Regions from separate parts of the Mus musculus genome. Here region 2 is linked to region 1. Evidence: chromatin loops called from intact Hi-C (ENCODE). Cell type or tissue: heart. All regions are shown on one strand. Links, peaks and the distances in the headings refer to the core of each region. The heading gives the core; the rest is flanking DNA. Region 1 holds the start of Matn2 (matrilin 2). Region 2 overlaps Matn2 (matrilin 2).

Region 1 (4,388 bases), core at 258-4,257:
GCTGGTGTTACCTCTCCATTGAGCTCTATCTATCCCAGCATCTCCTTGGTCACTGCTCACTCACTCAGCTTCCCCTGAGACCAAGCTTTCTCCCCCTCTTTCCTTCACACTCCCATATCTCGGTGCCTTCTCTCAGTTACCAATAAGAACTGCTTCTAGGCAAACTGGAAATTGTTTTTCAGACTCTCCAGTGGCTCATTTTTCTTCCTTGTCTTTCAAGGAGCAACATCTCTTTGCCTTTCTTAAAATCTTGAGCCTCATTCCAATTGTCTTTTTTTTTTCCCCTTTTGGTTTTTGGAGAAAGGGTTTCATGTAGTCCAGGTTTGTTTTAGAGTTACTATGTAATCAAGGATGATTTTGAACTTCGGACCCTCCTGCCTCTCTGCATTTCAAGTGTTGGGTTATAGACATGCACCACCATGCTCAGCTTTCACCTAGCCTTTTGCTGTCAGACATGCGTGGTCTTAGCTAATAGGAGTTTGACCTGCCTGTTATCCAAGGCTGTCTCAGGTTTCAATTATGCTATGATATCCTCAGCGATGAACTTCAGGCCCCATGCCTCTTGACCACCTGGGTCTGGACTCTGGAAGCCAGAACCTCCAAAACCTGGGTTTATAGAAGAGATCTGGCTGGTTATGTGGGGGTCTGAAGCTGAAGTCTGTCAACTGAAATGAAAGCAGGAACAGAAGGGAGATAGAAGATGAAAACCTGCAGCCTTTCCTTCTTCAATGGAGTTTCTAAGAGAACAAACATTAGAGGAAACCTTCTAAACAGAATAAACAGGAAGCTTAGAGGAAACCTTCCTGGCTACAAACTCACCTTGGTATCTTGGCTGGCTTTGTGAAATTATCACTTTGAAAGAAGGCAGGGCCGGGCGTAGTGGTGCATGCCTTTAATCCCAGCACTCAGGAGGCAGAGGCAGGCGGATTTCTGAGTTCGAGGCCAGCCTGGTCTACAAAGTGAGTTCCAGGACAGCCAGGGCTATACAGAGAAACCCTGTCTTGAAAAAAAAGAAAGAAAGAAAGAAAGAAAGAAAGAAAGAAAGAAAGAAAGAAAGAAAGAAAGAAGGAAGGAAGGAAGGAAGGAAGGAAGGAAGGAAGGAAGAAAGAAAGAAAGAAAGAAAGAAAGAAAGAAAGAAAGAAAGAAAGAAAGAAAGCAAGCAAGCAAGCAGGCAGGGAATGTTCTCGAATGGACATTTGCACAAAAATTCCACTAACACATATACATTATCTGCCATCTTAGAGCATCCCTCAAAAGGTTTTGTCCTAGAATTAGGGAGGGGATGAATTCAGTGTTCACACAGATTCCTTCCTTTTCTAGAAAGGTGGGTAGCAGAGTTCACTAGCAGTAAGAGACTTTTAGAACTATTCTCTGTACTTCAATGAAATCTCATTTAATCCTGTAGGCATTATAATCCCCTCTAGATGCATGAGAAAATTGAGGCATTGTGTTGCTGGTTGTCTCCAAGTACTCCAGCCTGTAAACTTGGCAGCTGGGGTTTGAACGAGGCCTGCTGATTCCCAAACCTCTGTCCTTTACCCTTACAGCTTCGTTGTCCATTCCTCAAAGGCTAATGGGAATTGCATCCTGTAGATGCACTGTGGGAGCGCCACAGTGATTACTGTACAGTATCTCCAGAACACCAACTCCGGGAGACCTTACAAGGGTTTGTCCCCATATTTTTCTGTCCTCTCCCCAAACTGTCGTCCAGTTTTCCAGCAACACAAAATGCCCTCTTCTTATCCCTCTTCCGAAATACAAGGAAGCCAGAGCTGGACACAGAAAGCAAAGGAAATCTAGATGACACTGGTCTTGAGGTACCAGCCTACAGGAGGAACCAAGTTATTTTCTACCTGGTAGATAGGATTGTCACTGCAAACCCACTCAACAAGTCCCTATTCCCTGGTCAGTGTGGAGGGGTTCTGAGTGTCCCTGCAGCGAAGCACAGCGCCCCCGCGGGGCCCTCGGGTACTACTGCCGCCCCATGTGTCCCGCGCCTGGCCCGGCGTGGCGGGACTTCTCCCGGCCGAGGGGACCTGCAGCGCCGCCTTTCTCTCCCACTCTCCACAGGGAGACAGCGGGTCCCCCAGGAGAGGGACAGATTTTGCGTCTGTCGGTCAGTGGGTCATCTGCTCCCGGGTCAGCGCGCCGCGCTCACCTGCAGCCACCGCCGCCGACACCCGGGAAGAGAGACAGGGGAGCAGCTGTGAGTGTCAGTCTCCGTGGTCCGCCGCCTCGCCCCGCAGAGGACCGCAGAGCTCCTTGGGCACCGATCCCCGGACGCGAACAAGAATCCCGCGCCAGCGCCGTGTCCTGAGAAGCCGCCTTCAAGTCCCATCCCAGTGCGCTCTCCGCGCTTGCTGGCTGCCTGGGAGGCTCCCTGAAAGGGCGGCGCGAGGAGGCGGTGCCGTACAAGGGTTGGAAGCGGGCGGGCGGAAGGAGGGGTGTCCTCTTTGGGGACGGGGAAGGCGGGGAGAGGCAGCAGTCAGAGCTGCCCCACGCTACAGGCAGCCCCCAGCTCGGGGCCAAAGACGCTCTCCTTGCCTGCTGCCACCCTCAGACTCCTGGTGCATCCCTAGTCCCTGTGGAATGAATGGATCTCCAGAGGTTGGAGTAACTGGAGACTTTAGGGAGCGTGTGGGTCTGGGGCGGGAGTGAAGTGGGGTGAGGGTTTCCTGGTAACAGGAGACACAGCTGGAGTCATATAACATGAATTGAGAATCATTTTCTTCGGGAGGCATCCATGGAGCACGATGATGAAGAAAGAAGTGGTGAGACTTAAGATGACTGATGACACAGCCAGAAGTTGTCTTGGCAGTCTAGGACAGCCCCACCAGCGCCAATTCATATTACTAGTATCCACTGGCCCTGGACCAGCCACTGGGATGGGAAAGGCCATTAAGATGCTAGTTCAGATCAGACTCAAAAACTTAAATCTTTCCATGGGTACTTTGTTCCCCATTCTATGAAGGAACAAAGTATCCACACTTTGGTCTTCCTTCTTGAGTTTCATGTGTTTTGCAAATTGTATCTTGTATATTCTAAGTTTTGGGGCTAATATCCGCTTATCAGTGAGTGCATACCATGTGTGTTCTTTTGTGATTGGGTTACCTCACTCAGGATGACACCCTCCAGATGCGTCCATTTGCCTAAGAATTTCATGAATTCATTGTTTTTAATTGCTGAGTAGTACTCCATTGTGTTACAGAGACAGGAGTTACAGAGACAAAGTTCGGAGCTAAGACAGAAGGAAAGACCATCCAGAAACTGACCCACCCGGGGATCCATCCTATATACAACCACCAAACCCAGACACTATTGCATATGCCAGACAGATTTTGCTGACAGGACCCTGACATAGCTCTCTTGTGTGAGTCTATGCCAATGCCTGGCACATACAGAAGTGGATGCCCACCGTCATCTATTGGATAGATCACAGGGCTCCTAATGAAGGAGCTAGAGAAAGTACCCAAGGAGCTAAAGGGGTCTATAATCCTATAGGAGGAACAACAATATGAACTAACCAGTACTCCCCAGAGCTGTGTCTCTAGTTGCATATGTAGCAGAGGATGGCCTAGTCGGCCATCAATGGGAGGAGAGGCCCTTAGTATTGCGAAGATCATATGCCCCAGTACAGGGGAATGCCAGGACCAGGAAGCAGGAGTGGGTGGGTTGGGGAGCAGGGCAGGAGGAGGGTATAGGGGGCTTTGGGGATAGCATTTGAAATGTAAATGAAGAAAATATCTAATAAAAAATTATAGAAGGCAAGATTTCTTTTTTTAAGCATTTATTTATTACTATATATAAGTACACTGTAGCTGTCTTCAGACACAGCAGAGGAGCGTCAGATGTCATTACGGATGGTTGTGAACCACCATGTGGGTGCTGGGATTTGAACCCAGGATCTCCAGAAGAGCAGTCGGTGCTCTTAACTGCTGAGTCATCTTTCCAGCCCAGAAGGGAGGATTTCTATAACTTCCTTAAGAGAGGAAACATTACCTGAGATAGTGGCCATCCTAGGAGAGACAGAGAGAAAACAGGACTGATCAGTAGCAGGGAACCGAGCTAACTCCCAGACTCTGGGATTACCAATCTGGGATGGCAGGATGCTACAGCAGACCAGACATCTATCTCCTAATAAAAACCCTAATTCTGGGGCTGGAGAGATAGCTCAGGGCTTAAGAGCACTGGCTGCTCTTCAGAGGTCCTGATTTCAGTCCCCACCAACCACTTGGTAGCTCACAACCATTTACAATAGGATCTGATGCTCTCTTCTGGCATGCATATGTACATGCAGATAGAGCGCTCATAAATAAAATAAATCTTTTAAATAAAAAAACAACAAGCCGGGCAGTGGTGACGCACCCCTTTAATCCCAGCACTTGGGA
Region 2 (4,388 bases), core at 162-4,161, 69 kb before region 1:
AGCTAGCCTCAGTTAAATATTTTCCTTTTAAGAGTTGGCATGCCCATTGTGTTTCTTCATGGCAACAGAACACTGACATAGACCCGTGGCAAGTCCAAGCACAACACCGATCTTTAGATTTCCATCATCCTTTCCTCTTCCCATCTGACTATAGGAAAGGTTCTAGGAAAACTTTGTATGTGCTCTGCTTGTCCACCTGCACAATCGACACCAGATGCCATGAGTGACGAGCCAAATTACAGGGAGTGACAGAGGAGTGACTATTGACAGTCTGGCTTGAGTTAGTCATCACATATCCACAAAGTGCTGAGCAGCTGGTCATTCACACGCAGTATGGGAACATGTGTATGGGGGTTCTCCTCAGCCATGGGCTTAGGAATACGTTAGAGGAAGAAGAGGTTAAAGGCACCTTCAACCCATCAGTGAGTCAGCCTCTCCTTGGCACAGGTGGGCAGACAAGATGATGCTGTTTTCTGGCAAGGAGACTCCTTGGATGCCATGAAATGACAGAAATGACACTCTAGTTACAATCCTGCCATTAAAATCAGCAAAAGCCAGAGAGCATAAAGGGGACTGAATGAATTAAAGAGATATTCCTTTGGTTAAAAAGCATCACTACATCAAGGGTGATGAAAACTCAGTTACCCAGAAAACTGTCAGCTGCTGACTCTAATCTTTATACTTAAAAGGAAAAAAAGAGTCTGTACCACTGAAACAAAGATTGAGTTTATCTTTAACTGTGTGTTTGTATGTGCTCACCAGCATAGCTGCCTACAGAGGGAGCACGGGGTCAGATCCTCTGGGGCTGGTGACACAGGCTGTTGTGAGCCACCTGACATGGAACTGAACTGAGGTCCTCCGCAGGATGCTCTTTGTGGTTGGGCCACCTCTCCAGCCTCATCATCCTTCCTTGTTACTAAAATATCCCTTATTAAATTAGTTTTTGACAATTTTGTACAAGTAATACTTTTCTGGTTCTCTCGCTCTTCTTTCTCCCTACCAGTCTCTTCCCCATATTCATGTCATTTCATCCTGTGACCCACTGAGTTTACCCTGGGCTTTCTGTGAAACCTTGAGTTTAGGACTATCCAGTACATCCTGGGGGATGGAGTTACCAATGGGTATACAACTAAAGATAATGACTGTCCTTCCCCAGGAATCCATCTGTAGGCAATAGCTCAGCAAGGAAGAGTCGGGCCCATAAGTTCCTATGGATCTATGATTAACTATGGCCAGTCTTGTGAAGGCCCAGTGCAGGCGGCCAGGGCTGCTGGAACAGCGTGATTTCAATGGCTGCTATGTCCTGGAGAGTGCATTCTGTGGTCCTTCTCCCATATTCCCGCTCTTACATTCTTTCTGCTCCCCATTCTGTGATTTCCCCTTGGCCTCAGAGGGGGTGTCATAAAGCCCCCTGCCTTTAAAATCTTTTTAAAATTTATTTTATTTATATGAGTACACTGTAGCTGTCTTCAGACACCCCAGAAGAGGGCATCAGATCCAATTACTGATGGTTATGAGCCACCATGTGGTTGCTGGGAACTGAACTCAGGACCCTCTGGAAGTGCTCTGAACTGCTGAGCCATAAGCCCCTTTTCTAGGGATAAGCCCTCTACTGTCACATATTCTTAGCACCATGAACATCCACGGGTCTGCATTTGTCTCATTTACTTTGTACAATGCAGGTTCTCTAATTGTCCCTTCCTGGGCATGATGGCTCAGTCTGCAAAGTTACTGTCTTGGCAACATGAGGACCTGAGTTTGATCCCCAGAACCCACATAAATAGCCAAGCATGGTAGCAGGCACTTATTTTTTTCTTTTTTCTTTTTTTTTTATTACATATTTTCCTCAATTACATTTCCAATGCTACCCCAAAAGTCCCCCATACCCTCCCCCCCACTTCCCTACCCACCCATTCCCATTTTTTTTTTTGGCCCTGGCGTTCCCCTGTACTGGGGCATATAAAGTTGGTAGCAGGCACTTATAATCCTGGCAGTGAGATGGGAGGCGGAACAGAATCGCTGGCACTCCCTGCTAGCTTGCCTCACACCCTTGGCAAAGACATAGGCAGACCCTCAAGCAAAAGGTGCCTGGTGCCTGAGCAACAACAGCTGAGGCTGTCCTCTGACCTCCACAGACATGTACACATGTGCATACACACACATGTGCACATACACAAAAACATACATAAATAAGTACTTGGCCTTTGAATTTTGTATTGTGCTTTCAGATAAACATTAAATTGACAAAATGATAAAAACGGATCTCTATTAAATAAACTGGGCACTTTTTAAAAAACTTTTTATTTTTATGTGTATGGGTGCTTGCCTGCGTGTACAAACGACTGTGCACCACATCCATGAATGTAGTTCCCAAGCAGGCCAAAAGAAGGCATCATATCCCCTAGAACTGGAGTTAGAAAAGTTGTGAGCTGTCATATGGGTGTTGGAAGTCAAACCCAAATGCTCTGGAAGAGAGCCAGTGTTCTTTTCCATGGAGCCATCTCTCTGCAGCTTGAGCTGGAGCCCTTACAAAAAAACTTAAGATTTACACTCTCACATATTAAACTGCTCAGGTCTAAGCAGGAGAATGGAGACGGAGGGGACATGCTGATATGCAGGAGACCAGGAGAGGCTTGGCATTTGGAGTTTACTCTGGGAATTCCATGGAACGGGGCAGGAGAGCTTGGGAAGGATTGCTAACACCAGATGCTGAGAGCCCTCTAGTAGGCTGCCGAATCTGAACTCTGTTCAACAGGGGAGACTCCATCCAAACTGTGCTTTGTATTCTCGTGTGACTGACAGCATCTGTCACAGGTATTCTCAGCTCTGGGGACCTTAGCAGACTTCCAGCATAGCTCAATGAAAACCATTGACTTGTATGAGAACAGTATTAGGGCCCTCAGTCCCAGGCTTCAGTGTGCCTGGAGGGTGACAGCCAGTTTGCCTGGTGCTATGAGGAGTTTTGGCCTCACACACTGGCTGGCTGTGCACTCCAGCGCAGACCCTGCTTGCTCCCTCCCCAGCATGCATCATGATGTTAATGGTGCATGTGTTTATATGGTGATGCAGTCACTGGGTCATCCTTTGTGCTGGCTACCTGCGAAGGGACTTAGAGTCCCTTCGCAGGTAGCCAGCACAAAGTCTTGCTGCTGAGAAAATACGGGCCCAGCTCATGGCAACAGTTGCTTCTAGCCATCTCTGCAGGAGGCAAGAGCTTGTGTCTCTGCTCCAAGTATTGCCTGGCTCCGTTAGGGTCACTAGACACCCTCCCCCAACTCCCCTCCCACTCCCACACAGCCTTCACACAGATGTACTAACCAGGAAGAGCAAGAAGAGGTGGGTATAAGGGCTTTTCGTTAGTCATTTACTAACAGTTGCCTGGCTTCAAAATTCTGAGAAAGCTTTTGTAATAACAAGAGAAAATTCGTGTATTTTCGTGTATTGTCTTTTCTTCTTTCTTTCCTTCTTTCTTTCTTTCTTTCTTTCTTTCTTTCTTTCTTTCTTTCTTTCTTTCTTTCTTCCTTCCTTCCTTCCTTCCTTCCTTCCTTCCTTTCTTCCTTCCTTCCTTCCTTCCTTTCTTCCTTTCTTCCTTCCTTCCTTCCTTCCTTCCTTCCTTCCTTCCTTCCTTCCTTCCTTCCTTCCGAGTTTCTCTGTGTAGTCCTGGCTGTCCTGGAACTCACTCTGTAGACCAGGCTGGCCTCAAACTCAGAAATCTGCCTGCCTCTGCCTCCCCAGTGCTGGGATTAAAGGCGTGCGCCACCACTGCCCGGTTCGTGTACTGTCTTAAAAGTATCATTTCAAAACAAATGAACAAGGTACTTGAGATACTATGTGGTTTTATTTTTGTACCAGACGACTTAGAACAGACAGAGCAAATGAGGAAATGCTGATTATTTTCTAGACAGGCCAGGACTCTGCAAAGTGCAAGGAATAACTGTGTGGCCCTGTCTATTAGACATTCTGGAGTCCTTTCAAAAAACACTGATGTTAGAACTGGAAGATGCTCAGATAGTAAAGTGCCTGTCGGGCAAGCATGAGGACCTGAGTTCAATCCCAAGGCAATATAAAAAGTCAGACACAGGTGCTTGTAACCCCAGCACTGGGGAGACAGAGATAGATGAGCCAGCCTAGCTTGTCTGGTAAGCTCCAGGACCCAATGAGAGATTCTATTGGCATCGAGAAAAGGAGAGGGGGAAAAAAAGAGAAGGGGAAAAATGAAAGAAAAAGAAAGGAAGGAAGAGGAAAGGAAAGGAGAAGGACAGGGTAGGGCAGGGCAGGGCAGGGCAGGGCAGGGCAGGGCAGGGCAGAGCAGGGCAGAGCTCCCCTTTCCATTCCCCATTCCACCACACTAACCATGAAATTCACTTACTTACAGTTGTGCCAAGATA

What was found. Peaks named below come from ENCODE experiments on the same cell type or tissue, not always from the same donor. Only the 100,000 strongest peaks of a DNase experiment are listed, where the experiment ranks them.
Region 2: a loop joins it to region 1, with 2.4 times the contacts of the local background. A loop is called at or near these places in 1 of 42 quality-filtered maps.

What each region holds. Positions count from the first base shown.
Region 1 is chr15:34,304,679-34,309,066 of GRCm38, reverse strand. Matn2 (matrilin 2) reads right to left here and starts at 2,386. Exons shown (of 19, transcript NM_001358780.1): 1 at 2,159-2,386. In heart, for the core only: a CTCF peak has its summit at 1,956; DNase peaks (open chromatin) are centred at 2,056 and 2,356; H3K4me3 peaks cover 1,258 bases; H3K27ac peaks cover 692 bases; H3K27me3 peaks cover 358 bases.
Region 2 is chr15:34,373,479-34,377,866 of GRCm38, reverse strand. All of the region lies in intron 4 of Matn2 (matrilin 2), which reads right to left. Among named protein-coding and RNA genes, the nearest start is that of 9430069I07Rik, 18 kb to the right of the region's middle. In heart, for the core only: a CTCF peak has its summit at 2,380 (motif pointing right); no DNase peak of the experiment used is centred there.